Regions from separate parts of the Homo sapiens genome. Here region 2 is linked to region 1. Evidence: chromatin contacts called from ENCODE Hi-C or POLR2A ChIA-PET data. All regions are on one chromosome and are shown on one strand. Each heading gives the region's core, a stretch centred on a gene start or an enhancer-like site at or near the end of the contact. The rest is flanking DNA. Distances are from core to core; before and after follow the strand shown.

Evidence for each region. A loop is a pair of places that touch in the nucleus more often than their neighbours do. ChIA-PET counts read pairs that join two places held with the same protein, here RNA polymerase II (POLR2A). Pooled maps may share reads with other maps.
Region 2: a pooled map shows a loop between it and region 1 (3-fold over the local background). The contact joins the enhancer-like site here to the promoter of MRPL9 in region 1. A Hi-C loop is called at or near these places in 2 of 50 pooled maps. POLR2A ChIA-PET finds 5 or more read pairs at or near these places in 4 of 52 experiments (A549, CD8-positive, alpha-beta T cell, H1 and 1 more).

What each region holds. Positions count from the first base shown.
Region 1 is chr1:151,760,118-151,767,717 of GRCh38, reverse strand. MRPL9 (mitochondrial ribosomal protein L9) reads left to right here and starts at 4,222. Exons shown (of 7, transcript NM_031420.4): 1 at 4,222-4,391; 2 at 4,572-4,728; 3 at 5,218-5,342; 4 at 5,563-5,613; 5 at 6,166-6,267; 6 at 6,819-6,902; 7 at 7,537-7,600. The coding sequence starts at 4,239. It overlaps OAZ3 (ornithine decarboxylase antizyme 3), which reads right to left and starts at 1,063. Exons shown (of 5, transcript NM_016178.2): 1 at 830-1,063; 2 at 419-555. The coding sequence starts at 996. It also overlaps a transcript of TDRKH not described here. RefSeq lists an enhancer at 4,072-4,451.
Region 2 is chr1:151,916,153-151,923,752 of GRCh38, reverse strand. It overlaps LOC124904421 (a long non-coding RNA gene), which reads left to right. Exons shown (of 3, transcript XR_007066624.1): 3 at 1,201-1,475. Among named protein-coding and RNA genes, the nearest start is that of THEM4, 10 kb to the right of the region's middle. RefSeq lists a silencer at 1,666-1,960. Within about 2 kb of position 3,477, at least 4 of the 41 ENCODE cell types and tissues checked have a DNase peak (open chromatin) inside an H3K27ac peak, as active enhancers do.

The DNA of each region.
Region 1 (7,600 bases), core at 2,973-5,472:
CACTTTTTTCATTATATGGGTTTTCTCTAAATTCTTCTATTTAAAATGCCATGGTTACAACCAGGCTTGTTATTGCAATATGATATGTGGGCAAGTTCTGGATTCCAGATCCTGCTTAGCATCTTTAAGCAGGATCTTGGCATAAACAGCTTTATGTCCCAGAAGTCCTACAGAGTTTGTTTTACCTTTGTCCCCACTCCCTCTTTTCCCAATCCTGATTTTCACTACCATCTGTATGACCTTGATTTTACAGTCTGTGGGCCAGAATGCTTGTCTATATAGCAAGTAGCTTTTACACATGCGTTCCAAGATTCCATCTACCTCTGTAATTCATCTTCCAACTTGCTAATGTCCCTCCTCTGCAAGGTATGCAAGAAAAGGGTTGCCCTGTCACAGCACTAGCTCACAGTCCACTTACCGAATACAGTTCTTTAAGCTGGTCGTGGTTACCCTGCTCGGTGCTTTTGCCCTCCTGGAGGCCTACTAGGGACTCAGGAGCACTGGAGGCAGGAACGGGGCTGGAGTGTCAAGTCCTCCTCTTCCTTATAAGTGATGCTGGTTGGGAAAGAGACCCAAATTAGTTTATCTTGGAATCTGAGGTGGGAAGATACACAGTACCAGGCTCTGGCATGATCTTCTGTATTTTCTGTTGTCCAGCCTGTTTCTATGTTCCTGGGCCCAACCAGATGGAAAAATTCTAAAGTTCCATGCCAGCTTTCCACCCCCTATTCTGTTGTTATTTCTTGCCATTTGGGAAATTCTTTCAAATTCTTTTACTTTTTCCTTACATTTTATATAAACAACTACAAATAGAGATGAAAACAAGTACCTTTTATAACAACGAGGCAGCATCTTCTCCCGGAGAGTGATCCGGTACTTGTAACAGTAAAGGTAATAGGCGTATGGTGACCAGATCGGGTAGAGGTAGTTACGTGTTTTTCCCCTCTTGATATAAGAAAGGGAGTAGACAGAGGGGCGACACCTCTTACAAGGCAGTTTTTCAGTTCAGTGCCTCCCTGTGGCAAAGTGAAGTTCACAGGTGGGTGGCAGAGGTTTAGGCAACCTGGTGGCATTGTGACCCAGTGGGCACTATGACATGGATAAGGGGTCAGCCCTTATGTCACCTCAGGACTCCACTCTGCTGCTTATCTACCCTAATCCCTTATCCAAGGCTCATATTCGACTAGTATGCATGTTATGGCTGTATGAATGATTAAAAAATAGAACTTGAAGACTTCTGTACTGGTTGGCCAAAAGCCCTGCCTGAGCACTTGTGCCCACCCACCCTGCTCCTCTGTGGACACTCCCCTTCCCCCAAAATCCAGCAAGTAAAGAGTTGGTATCTGACTCTTCCAAGGCTCTGATCCAGTGGTGACCTGATTAGTTGGTTCCCAGTTCATACCAGTTGAGTATTTTTATTATCATCCCTACCCTTAATAACCCAGGATCCTTGTAGGGTAGGAATTGCAAACTAATTGTCTAGGCCCCTTCAGGGGCCTAGACAGCTTATGGAAATTAGTGGAGTGGCAGGGTAGGGCTGTAGCAAAATAGGAAAGCTCACACGTTATCTAAAGGAAGTCCACACAACTCAATTCCATCCAGTTCCATGCAAGAATGCAGACTTGATGGTGCTGTATCGTATGATTTTTGAACAGAAACTGGAAAGACAGTTTTGTAGTAAATCTCACCAATTTTAAAAAATATCGACTACTGGGCCGGGCACGGTGGCTCACGTCTGTAATCCCAGCGCTTTGGGAGGCCGAGGCGGGCGGATCACGAGGTCAGGAGATCGAGACCATCCTGGCTAACACGATGAAACTCTGTCTGTACTAAAAATACAAAAAATTAGCCGGGCGTGGTGGCAGGCGCCTGTATTCCCAGCTACACGGGAGGCTGAGGCAGGAGAATGGCGTGAACCCAGGAGGCGGAGCTTGCAGTGAGCTGAGATCGTGCCACTGCACTCCAGCCTGGGCAACATAGCGAGACTCCAACTCAAAAAAAAAAAAAAATCAACTACTAAAAAATTGTTGATAAAAAAACAACATTGTAAGCAAAATTTGGTTCTGGGACTGCCACTTTGAGACCTCTGCATATTTATCCATTCAACAAATATTTATTGAGGGTCTACTATTAGCCAGGCACTATTCTAGGTGCTTGAGATGATACATCAGTGAACAAAACAAATCCCTGCCCTATGGAACGTATCTTCTAAAAGTGAGAGGACAAACCTAGAAAATAAACATAGTAAATTGTTTAGTATGTTAGAAGGTAACTGCTATGGGGTGGGGGGAATAGAGCAAGATAAAGGAAGATAAGGAATGTGAAGGGGATGGGTCAGGGTTACAGTAAGAAATAGGGTGATCTCTCACTGAAAAAAACTGACATTTAATTAAACACTTGGAGGATGTGAGGTTGTTAACCAAGCCAGCATCTGAGGATAAGAGCATCCAACGCAAAAGCAGCCAGTGCAAAAGCCCTGAGCAGGAAACGTGCCTGGTGTTTTCAAGAAACAAGGAGGCCACTGTGGGTGGAGCAGTGTAAATTAGAGAGGAGCTAATGGGGTCAGAGTATGTATGGCCTTGTAGACCATCTGATGGCCTTTTTCTTTTACCTTGAGTAAAGGAGGAAGTCATTACAAAGTTTTGGGTGGAAGAATGACATGATCTGACTTATGCTTTAAAAAGATCATTCTGGCTGCTATAAATAAGCTACATAGAATTATAAACTGTAGAGAATTAAGGGATATCTTTTAGGGGACTATTGCAGTAATCCAGGAGAAAGTAGTGTCTTATTCCAAGGTAGAGCATTGGAGGTGGTGACAAGTGGCTGGATTCTGGAAATACAAGTGCTCCTTGACTTAAAATAGGGTTATGTCCTGATAAACCCATCGTATGTTGAAAGTATCATAAGTTGAAAATGCATATAATACACCTACCAAACACCATAGCTTAGCCTAGCCTATCTTAAACATGCTCAGACAACTTATCCGACAGTTGGGTAAAATCATCTAACACAAAGCCTATTTTATAATAAAGTGTTGAATATTTCATGTAACTTATTGATGTCCTACTGAGTGCACATCACTTTCACACCATCACAAACTCAAAAATTGTAAATCCAAGTCAGGGACTATCTGTAATTTAAAGGTAGAACCCACAGGATTTCCTGATGGAGTATGAGAGAAAAGAGTTAGAATGGAAAGAATGGAGTTTCTGTCAACTGAGAGGAAAAAGGCTGCAGATGGGGCAGTTTTGGGGGCGAGGGGGGAATAAATAAATTAGTTTGGGACAGTTAACTTTGAGGTGTCCTTTGGATACGTAAGAGGAAAATGACGAATAAACAGTTGAATATTTGAGACGAGTTTGGGAGATGTCTAGGATGGAACTAGAAATTTGGGAGTCATTGGCTTATAAATGGTATTGTAAGCCACGAGACTGGATGAGATCAACAGTGAGTGTATACTGAGAAGAGTAAAGGTTCAAAAACGGAGTCCCGAGGGCATTCTAAGAAGCGGGGAGAAAAGGAGAAATCAGCAAACGAGACTGAAGAAGACCGGTGTCCAGGAGGCCAAGTAGTGTATTTAGGAGGAAGGAGGACTGGTCAGTATGTTTAAGGGCCAGTCTTTCCATAATCTCTGCCAAATGGACCTTCTTTCATCCAGTTTTTATGGTCTTCTGTCCAGTACTGAGACCCTCCCCAGAGGGAACTGTCGCGGCCTTACCATAGTTGCTTTTTTTTCTACGGTTTACATAGCTTGTGATTTAGAATTCTCCTTTATTAGCTTAAATACTGCAGTATAATGATTAAGGGTCAGGCTCCTCCTGGAGCTGGCAGAGTTTTCCAAGGGATCCCATCCTTTACCACTTTTAGGTAGATTTGAAGTAAGGAAAAGTGAGAGCATCATTCATTCTCCGGTCAGTATCCAGTCATCACAGAACGTTAGAATTAAAAGTTAGCCCAGCAACTGGAGCTACAGCAAAGCCCACACTTTCAAGAGGAAGAGCGTCTTTTCCGGCGTCAGTCCACCTAACACTCATTCCATTATCAGTCAGTAATTCTAGGCGTCCGTCACCTCTGCCAAAAAGCAAAAATAGGCAAGCCGCGGTGCCATCTGTTCCCCGGCCCGCTCCCCATACTTTCGCTCAGCCGTACCGGCGCGCCGCAGGCAGCACTGGCGGGGGCCTTTCCTGCCGCCGACGCCGGGGTCCTCCCTCAGGTCTCATTCTGTGCCTGTGAACATGGCGGCGCCCGTTGTCACGGCCCCGGGCAGAGCTCTGCTGCGGGCGGGCGCTGGACGGCTGCTTCGGGGAGGCGTCCAGGAGCTACTGCGGCCGCGACATGAAGGGAACGCCCCTGACCTGGCCTGCAACTTCAGCCTTTCTCAAAATCGGGTGAGGGCTGAGTCTGGGGTAGGGGGTAGATACGCTCGAGTATTGTTTCTGGAGGCGCACTGGGACCTGGAGGGGGCCGATGTGGGGGTGGCGGGCTTTCCTTGAGGGGCTGGCGGCCGTGGTGGAGGGAGAGGGTGTTCCTTGTGGAGACTAGCTTACCGTCGCTTTCCTGGCCGCCAGGGCACGGTCATCGTGGAGCGCTGGTGGAAGGTACCGCTGGCCGGGGAGGGCCGGAAGCCGCGCCTGCACCGGCGACATCGCGTCTATAAGCTGGTGGAGGACACGAAGCATCGGCCCAAAGAAAACCTGGAGCTCATCCTGACGCAGTCGGTGGAGAGTAAGGCCCGGGCCGAGGCGCTTCCTCTCAGGCTGGTCCGGTTTGGCATCAGCTTTTTCTAGCCCGTCCCCCTCAACTATTTGCCTTGCTTTTTCTTTGTGGAAACAATCCAACTCTATATGTGAGAAGAGGAAGCCATAAAAACTATTGTGATTGTGACACTGGCCTCCAGCATTGAAAATTAAAACATAAAGGCAGCAACATCATTAACAGTGTGTGGGGAGAGGAGCCTGACAATTTGTGCCACAGATACTGAAATCCTCCATGGGACGACAACTCCCTCTATACAGGGGATATTAAATTTATACATCAAGTTCTAAAGAAACTAATTAGCAGTCTCTTAAATCTTGTTCCTAGTGAATATGAATTAGCATTTCTTTTAGGAAAAATAAGCACTGTGAGAAACTAAGAGGTGCTTCTCTTTTTGACATCTTTTCTTTAGGGACTCCTAGATGGTTCTAATTCCCCTGTCTCTGTTCTAATTGACAGATGTTGGAGTCCGGGGTGACCTGGTCTCAGTGAAGAAATCTTTAGGCCGGAATCGACTCCTTCCTCAGGGACTGGCTGTATATGCATCCCCTGAAAACAAGAAGCTGTTTGAAGAGGAGAAATTGGTGAGCTCAAAGGAAGGACAGAGAGACTTGGGGAGATAAAACTTCTTTTCTCTTGCAGCTTCCTTCCCTTTGACATTTAACTTAACTTGAAAATGAAATAGGAACTAGAAGAACAGGAATGCAGAAGCCCAGCCAATGTCCAACATAGGAATAGTTTGATGCTATTTAACATGGGCTCATTTTTCTTTTACTGCTTTTCATCTTTAACTTTCTTTTCTAGCTGAGACAAGAAGGAAAATTAGAGAAGATCCAGACCAAGGCAGGTGAGGCGGTGAGTAGAAACATAAAAAGTGTTTATTTGTCACAAGACTTACCAACCTCACCCTGAGAGTCTCCCTGATTCCCTTGAGGTCTCCTGATTGCAGACCCAAGAGTGGGAGAAAGGGGAAGTGTTGTGGCTGCCCCACAAAACAGGTATGGAGACCTCTTGGGAGATCCCTGATGTGTTGGGTGAAGTGCCTTAAAGTACCAAGGGAGGTCCCAATCTGGGAATCAGGGAACCCATGGAATAGTCTGAGATGAGGGCTCTGCCTTCAAGGATATTTACGTACAAGTTGGAGAGAACATGGACACATGAGAAGATAATCAGTACAGGCACCCGCCACCATGCCCGGCTAACTGTTGTATTTTTGGTAGAGACAGGGTTTCGCCATGTTGGCCAGGCTGGTTTCAAACTCCTGGGCTGAAGTGACCCACTTTGGGAGACCCACCTTGGCCTCCCAAAGTGCTGGGATTACAGGCATGAGCCATCTTGCTTGGCTTGCATACCCTGTGACCCTGACATGTTTCCTCTCCTTTGACTCAAACTCATAATTCCTTTCAGACAGTGAAATTTCTAAAAAGCTGTCGCCTGGAGGTAGGGATGAAGAACAATGTCAAATGGGAGCTGAACCCTGAAATAGTTGCCCGCCACTTCTTTAAGAATGTGAGTGAGTGTTCCCAAAAACCACTCTACCCCTGAGGTGGAAGCTGCCTCTGGAAAGGAGGCCTGGGATTGATCCCTTTGTTAGGAAGGGGTGTGATCATCCAGTTGTAGTTAAGGAAAGTATTCTTGGTTAGTTTGCAGGAATATGGGAAGGAAATGGCTAAGGACTAAGGATGGTCACATAGAATTTGAAGACTGATAGGAAAAGGTGGTGGTTTCCATTTATTTCCTGTCTACCTAGGGAAATGCTGGGGATTTGTGACTCACTGGAGAATTGTTACTTTTGTGGATGAAGTGGTTTTGGCCTCAAGCCCTGTTTCTCTTTGTGAATCTACCTCCCTTTCTGAGAAATCAGAATTGAATTTCTCTACTACCGTCTATGAAGGTGTATGCCCTTCTCTCCCATGGAATCAGCCAGAGTAGACACCCCAGTTTTATTCATCCCTGTGCAGGGAATCCTGTAACCCTCTTTATGAGGTTCCCTAGAGTGGCAGTCATGAAAACAGAGTTCATTTGAGCTGAGATTTTTTTTTTTTTTTTTTTTTTTGCAGCTTGGTGTTGTGGTTGCCCCACATACATTAAAGTTACCAGAAGAGCCTATCACACGGTGGGGCGAGTATTGGTGTGAGGTGACGGTGAGTGTTTTGCATACTTTCTTTTTTCTTTTCTTTCTCCTTTTCCCCCACTTTTTCCTTTTTTTCCTTTCTCTTAAAGACAGGGTTTTGTTTCATTGCCCAGGCTGGATTCAAACTCCTGGGTTCAAGCGATCCTCCCACCTCAGCCTCCCAAGTAGCTAGGACTACAGGCGTTAGCCACCGCACCTAGCACCTACCTCTCCCTTTTTTCTAATTTTTTTTTTTTTTTTTTTTTTTTTGAGCTGGAGTCTCACTCTGTTGCCCAGACTGGAGTGCAGTGGCACGATCTCAGCTCACTGCAACCTCCACCTCCCAGGTTCAAGCGATCCTTCTGCCTCAGTCCCCCTAGTAGCTGGGATTACAGGCACACGCCACCGTGCCTGGCTAATTTTTGTATTTTAGTAGAGACAGGGTTTCCCCATGTTGGCCAGGCTGGTCTCAAACTCCTGACCTCAGGTGATCCACCTGCCTCAGCCTCCCAAAGTGCTGGGATTACAGGCATAAGCCACTGTGCCCAGCCCTAGCTCTCCTTTTTCTGACTGGGAGAAAAGTCAGGGTGAAAAGCTGGGATTAGGTGGTGCTAAATCTTACTTACCTGACTGATCTCTGAGAATTCCCATTGTTTTGTGTGCAGGTAAATGGGCTTGATACTGTGAGAGTGCCTATGTCTGTCGTGAACTTTGAGAAGCCCAAGACCA
Region 2 (7,600 bases), core at 2,228-4,727, 160 kb before region 1:
GAATGGTATATTTAAATATGCTCTTTCCCATCTATCCCAATCGGTCTAACAACCTCTGACCTAAATCTCTTTCTGCTAGTGACCCCTGTCTGACTGTTTCTTGGAGCTATTTACCTGGATCCCTCAGAGATTAAGATCAATTATACAAAGACTTCTGAAGCCAGGAGTTTCACTCTTTATCCTAGGACTCATTATTTACCTTCTAATTCACTGTTCACTTAAATGTTGTGTTAAAATTATAAATGAGAATACTAATGCCTTTATCATGCAAGCCTTGAAACCCCATTGCACTTGAGCATGTGCAAACAGCTGCAAAGCAGTTCCACTCCTCTTACCTTAGGGTCAACACCTACTCCCATTATGCCCCATGTTGGCAGGAAGAAGCTAGAGCGGTCATTAATCACCCTTTCCCATCTTCATAGCCCACATCTTAAGAAGAAGGTGTTTTATAACCTTATTTACTCCTGAAATTTACTCCTGCCTTTAGAAACCCAAAGGGAGGGACTGAAACTGACTTTGCAAAAATTATAACTCAGAATATTATGATGGTGAAAGAGATCTGACCTAACCAATTCCATCTTGCCTCTACCCTCCAAGCTGTCCTTGTTCATTCCTGGGCACAGGCTGAACTAACTTTGGGAGGAACTTATTAGAGTTTAACACTTTGAAACAAAGATTATAACAGCCCTTTCCCATAAAAAAATCCCCTTCCTGCCTGGGGACTAGGCTGCCTTTGTAAGACTACCAAATCAGCCACACGATTAGAAATTATGGTTTAGGAGTCATGCAACTGGAGGCTGCCAAGATTCCGAATATCCCCAAACTGCTCCTCAGGATAACATCACTATTATAAAACCTAAGACCAATGCTTGAGATATTTTGCAGACCCTGCACTCAATGGATCAGCTGGCACCACCTAGATCAATAAACTGTCTTATTTGGTCTTGTGGCCCCAACCCAGAAACTGACTCAGCACAAGAGGATAGCTTCAATTCCCTGTTTCATCTCCCACCCAAACAATCAGCATTCCTGCTTCCCAACCCTCTACCCACCAAATTATCCCTAAAAAATGCAATCCCCAAATTTTGGGGGAGACTGATTTGAGTAATAATAAAACTCCAGTCTACCATACGGAGGCTCTACACAAATTAAAGCCTTTCTCTATTGGAATTCCTGTCTTGATAAACTGTCTCTGTCTAGGCAGCAGGCAAGGAGAACCCACTGGGTGGTTACAGGAGCACTGAAGACTGAACTCTGACCACCCATTCTGTTACTGGATAGTCCTGCACAGTTCCAGGCCGTTGGTGTCCTGAACAAAGAAGTGGAAGTGACACGCACAAACAGCAAAGCAGCAAAAAGTTTATCAAGCACAATAACACACTCTCGGAGAGGGAAGAGCAGGCTGACCTCTGAAAAATGAGATCAGTTTGGTGTATTTTGGGTCATTTTTTTTTTTTTAGACAGAATCTTGCTCTGTCGCCCAGGCTGGAGTGCAGTGGCACAATCTCGTCTCACTGCAACCTCTACCTCCCAGGTTCAAGAGATCCTCCTGCCTCAGCCTCCCGAGTAGCTGGGACTACAGGTGTGCGCTGCCATGCCCAGCTAATTTTTTTTTTTTTTTGTATTTTCAGTAGAGACAGGGTTTCACGACATTGGCCAGGCTGGTCTTCAACTCCTGACCTTAAGTGATCCACCCACCTCGGCCTCCCAAAGTGCTGGGATTACAGGTGTGAGCCTCTGAGCCCAGCCTGTTTTTTTCTTCTCTTCCCCAAACTACCTAATCTCTAGCCAGCATGTGCCTTTTGATTGACAGGTGGGTTGCTCAGTTTCTTGGCCTCTGTGCATTTGCGTGACACTTCCATTCCATAATTTTAAGTACATGCATGATATACAGCCCATATGCATGAGCCTTAAGTAGCTAATCACCATGGGTAATTGTGGGGTCATTTTAAGGATATATTTTCTCTCTAGCGGGCATGCCCATCTCTTAGGAGCTGCCCCTTACTGGTTTAGTCCAGATCTAGCCAACCATGGGGCTCCTTACTCACTTCTGTATCTTACTTCTGGTTTTGCTCAACTTCTGCTTCTTGTCTTGCTTCTGCTTTTGCTCACCTGCCTCTTTATCTTTCTTCTGCTCCTACTCATTCCACCCTTTATCCAACCTCCAGTTCCCTCTGCTATGCTCCTGCCTCAATTCTTTGTTCTAAATTTCTTCCTGAGGAACCTGGATGGAGTCACAACCACAAAGCAAATCTAACATTTTCTGCTGACCCCAAATTTTAAACAAAGCTTGTCTTTCTTAACCAATTGCAAATCAGAAAATATTTGAGTCTACCTATGACCCTGTAAGCCATCCCCTTCAAGTTATCCTGCCACTTTAGGCCAAAACCAATGTGTAGCCTTCATGTATTGATTTATGATCTTGCCTGTGGGAGGCCGAGGCTGGCGGATCACGAGGTCAGGAGATCGAGATTATCCTGGCTAACACGGTGAAACCCCATCTCTACTAAAAATACAAAAAATTAGCCGGGCTTGATGCGGGCGCCTGTAGTCCCATCTACTTGGGTGGCTGAGGCAGGAGAATGGCGTGAACGCAGGAGGCGGAGCTTGAAGTGAGCTGAGATCGCGCCACTGCACTACAGCTGGGGGACAGAGCGAGACTCCGTCTCAAAAAAAAATAAATAAATAAAAATAAAAACCATTACCTGCAAGCCATCAGGGGGTCAGGATTTAAGCACCAGCTGTCTGGTGCCTTGCAAACAAATGCCTTCCTTTCCATAGCTGCAAAACCTCGGTGTGGATATCTGCTCTTACTGCACTGGGCTAGTGGACCCCAGCTCGGTTCTATAACATGGGGAGCTTCTAAGTTGGTGAACTTGATGTACTGGAAGGGTGGCATGCCCAGAGAGGGCATGGAAGTTATGTCACCCTCTCCGTACCCCACACCCCCATCCCTGCCATATCTTTCCCCATGCATCTCTTCTTCCATTTGGGTGTTCTGGAGTTGTATTCTTTATAATAAAACTGTTACCATAAGTATAGTGTTTCCTGAGCTCTGTGAATCATTTTAGGTGTCATCCAAAAGACCATGAGAATGGCTAAATAGTAGAAAGGAGAATTTTATTGGTGATATCAGTTTGCAAGCCAGGAGAGAGGCTCCAGTGTGGACCAAAGGTGCTCTCTCTTCCAAGGTGTTAAAAGAAAACACTCTTTTCCAAGGTGTTAAAAGAAAAACCTTAGACAAATTAAATTTATCAGAGTTTAATGGAGCAAAGAACGATTCATTAATCAGGCAGCCCCTGAGCTGGAATAGACTCAGAGAGACTCCAGTGCAGCCAAGTGGTGGAAGATTTATGAACAGAAAAAGGAAAGTGACATACAGAAAACGGAAGTGAGGTACAGAAACAGGTGGGTTGGTTATAACTTGGCGATTGCCTTATTTGAACACAATTTGAACAGCTTCCCCATTTGATTGACCAAAACTCAGTGGCTGGCACAAGAGTAGATTGCAGTCTGTTTACACTTCCATTTAGCTTACTGTTCACTATGTACAGAGAAACCTTTAGGCAGAACTTAAAATATGTAGCTTTAGGCTAAACTTCATTTAACAAAGGGAAAGAATATGTTGGATTTTATGCCTCACAGGACCAGTATAATAGATAGATATTCAGCAAGTTTGAGAGAAAGGCTATACATATTTATGAGGGGAGCCCCATATATGTTTAATGGGTAAACATAGTTACATAAATCCTATGTTCACTTTGGGGCAGAATTTTAGAATGAAAATGAAGTAGAAGTTGGCCTTTATGTCAAAAGGTGAGCTGTAGGACACAAAGATGGTTTGTGTGCAGCCTCTATAAGCTGGCTAAAACTGGCTTGAGGTCTGTAGTTGCTTATTAGGAAAGAATGTTTGTAAGACTGGTCCTGTGTCCAATCAGAGTTGCAGTGGTCTTGGTTGTAAATCAGAGGTGATTGCTCCTTTATTTTTTTGAGACAAAGTTTTGCTCTTGTTGACCAGGCTGGAGTACAATGGCGCGATCTCAGCTCACTGCAACCTCTGCCTCCCGGGTTCAAGAGATTCTCCTGCCTCAGCCTCCCAAGTAGCTGGAATTACAGGCAACCACCACCACACCTGACTAATTTTTTGTATTTTTAGTAGAGATGGGGTTTCACCGTATTGGCCAGACTGATCTTGAACTCCTGACCTCAGGTGGTCCACCCATCTCGGCCTCCCAGAGTGCTGGGGTTACAGGTATGAGTCACCGCACCCGGCCTGATTGCTCCTATTTTTAGGGAGTTTAGTCATAGGAATTTCAAAATGTGCCATGCCAGCCAGGCCCTGAACCCTTGACCCATAGGTAATTTTGTTTCCTTAACCTTTGGGTCCATATTAGTTGATAAAGTGGCATCTATTTTTTTCTTTCTGGTCACATAGGGAATTACTAAAGAGGAAAGAGGTCATGGGAACCCCAGAATTAATAGTTGGTTAGGCAAAAGTGTAGGTAGTCTGGGAATCCCATTTGTGGTGTCTGAAGTGAGGGCAGTCTTGTGGGATTAAGCACAAGGTTAACATGGGGTCTGTGCTAACCCGGTGTAGTTAGTGTCAGATTTTAATTCAAATGTAGAACACCCCATTGGTGTCAGAGAACTGAAGAATTGGTTGTTATTTGGAAAATCCAGTCCCTCAGCCAGGAAGGGTCAGAGTCAAATTTAAACCCAAGCTTTCTATCAGAATCTAGGCAAAGAGTAGCTAATGTTGCCAGAAGGCCACACAATGTGAGAAGAGAGTCCAAAGGGCAAATGTTCCCAAATTTAATAAGAAAGTAGGTGATTCCATGAAGAAACAAATTTCCAGAGATATAGGAATTAAACTTAGATGAGTTCGTATGGAAACCAAGGGAAAAGGAAGTTTAAAGAAAGGTGATTTATACTCTTAATTGCTGTGAAGACATTAAGTAAGACAAGGCTTGACAAATATTCACTAAACTTGGCAGTTGTGAATGACAATTCAATAATACCTGGGGCCAGAACAAAAAGAGTTTTTTAAATGTAAGTTGGTTTGGGTTTTTCTTTTCTTTTTTTTTTTTTTTGGAACGTTGTCTTTGGTGGAAAGAGGGGTAGCAATGGATGAAGGGTATAGGTGTGAGAGTTTCTGCTGTCATGACTGTTGTTTTATGTGAAAGAGGTTTGAGTATGTTGAAACAGGCAGAGGCTAGATATAGAAAGTGCTTAATGGGGGTGTCAAAGGATACAATTCCAAAATATTTAGTTTGAAGACCTCAATTGGCTTTATTTGCAATTCTAGAATAAAACAAAACCTCATTCTATAAAACAGAATAGTGTTCCAATGAGCTGAGCAGAGGAGATTGGTTTTACAGACAGAAGGGCTGAAGAAAGCAGAAACAAAGAACAAAGAGCGGATAACTCATTTCACAGTTACTTTCCTTGTACAGTGAGAAGAGGAAACAGAACAATGGAGAAATAACTAATTGTTAACATCAGGTTACATTTTTTGGTAATGATTAGGGCAGACGAAACTTTATTATCATGCCCGTTTGGGAAATTAAGCTGTTCTCTCTCTCCTGATTTCTAGGAAGATCAAATAACAACTTAGTTTTGGTTTGGTTACATTAAACTTTAGTATGACTGGCTCCATTTTGATTTTTATTCTGATCTGCTGGGGCCTAGTGCAGGAGCTTAGTCCAAAACAATGGCCTCCTATAATTTTTATTTAACAATTTTCCCCTTTTGGTCAAGGCTCAAGTGAGAACCTGACCAAAACTAAGGGCATTGGCACTAGTCTCAGTTACCATCATTTTAGGTTTCCAGTCTCAACACATCATTCATAGGTTAGTGTCCTCATCATCATGCATTTCTTTGAGTTTTTTGTTATTCCAGCCAAAGACAGACTATTTGACATTCAACAGATGGCTGTATGCAAACATTTAAAACTTTTTTTTTTTGAGATGGAGTCTCGCTCTGTCACCCTGGTGGAGTGCAGTGGTGTGATCTCAGTTCACTGCAACCTCTGCCTCCCAGGTTCAAGCGATTCTCCTGCCTCAGCCTCACGAGTAGCTGAGACTACAGACACGCACCACCATGTCCAGCTAATTTTTGTATTTTTAGTACAGACAGGGTTTCACCATGTTGGCCAGGCTGGTCTCGAAATCCTGACCTCAGGTGGTCCGCCCACCTCAGCCTCTCAAAGTGCTGTGATTACAGGTGTGAGCCACCACACCCGGCCACAAACATTTAAAACTTTTTGAGAGCATACAGTGCAACAGACAGACTACTATTATTACTCTCAGGAGGATATTATCAAGAGTCTGGAGTATGCTCCTTAGCTAGGGTCCTCATGAAACAAACCAACTAAAATAGAATAGATTGAAGAATGAGCCAGATGAGGAGTATATCGATCTTAACCAAGTAGCCAGTCTATTTTTTCAGCCCAGTCTCTATGATACCTGATGTATTTATCCCTGTGCAACAAGAAGTGTTAGCAACTGCAATGATTCCTTCTTGTTCAGCTAATAGAAAATCTCATGACTGAGTTAAAGTATGGAATGACAATTTGCAAGTCACCCACAGAAGCTACTGATTGTGAAATTCTAACGATAGCATTATTCTGCCAGACAAAAAAGATAGGCATAAACAAGGAAAAATTAAGGGAAATAATAGTCTCATTATGGCAGGGTCTTGTTCTGACAGTTTTGTCTGTTTGTTTATTTGTTTGTTTGTTTTTTGGAGACAGGGTCTAGCTCTGTCACCCAGACTGGAGTGCAGTGGCAGTGGCATGATCTCAGCTCACTGCAACCTCCACCTCCTGGGCTCAAGTCATCCTCCCACATCAGCCTTTTGAGTAGCCGGGACTACAGGCATGCACCACCGTGCCTGGCTAATTTTTGTATTTTTTTTAGAGACGAGATTTCGCCACGTTGCCCAGGCTAGTGTCAAACTCCTGGGCCCAGCAATTCACCTGCCTCAGCCTCCCAAAGCACTAGGATTACAGGCATGAGCCATTGCACTCAGCTGTTCCGACAGTCTTGAGAAAAACTCCCCATGATAAAGTTAACAACTCATGTGGGTTTGTAGTTTGAATGTCTCTGGTTATGGCATCGGGCAGTTTGGTGAACTTGGTGTGGTCCACACATCGGGCATGAGGCTTGTCCCTTAAAATTTACATTGAGTTGTCCAGCTTCAGCTCTGGGGCTTTAGGAACAGAGCAATTTTTGTTCTTAGTTGGAAAATTATAGCCAGATACTGAAGGAAACTAGAATACAGGATCCAGTCCGGTATACAGGTAGACAATAAAAATTTGAAAACAATGAATAGGAGTAAAACCTAATAACAGGTGTACTATAGTTTTTCCTCAGAAACATAATTATTCTCTTTACAGTCACCCCCATTTCTATCAAAGATAAACACTATAAGACTCATATGTTTGCAACATAAATTTAGTCTCATCAAACTTGATCGTTAGACTTTCTTCTCAGTATTTAAAAAACAGAAAGCACCATGTTTCTTTAAAAACAATCCTTTCTTCACCTCTGGCTGCTGTCCTCTCTTCTCACTATAAGAGGTCTGAAGAGTAGTCAGTCTA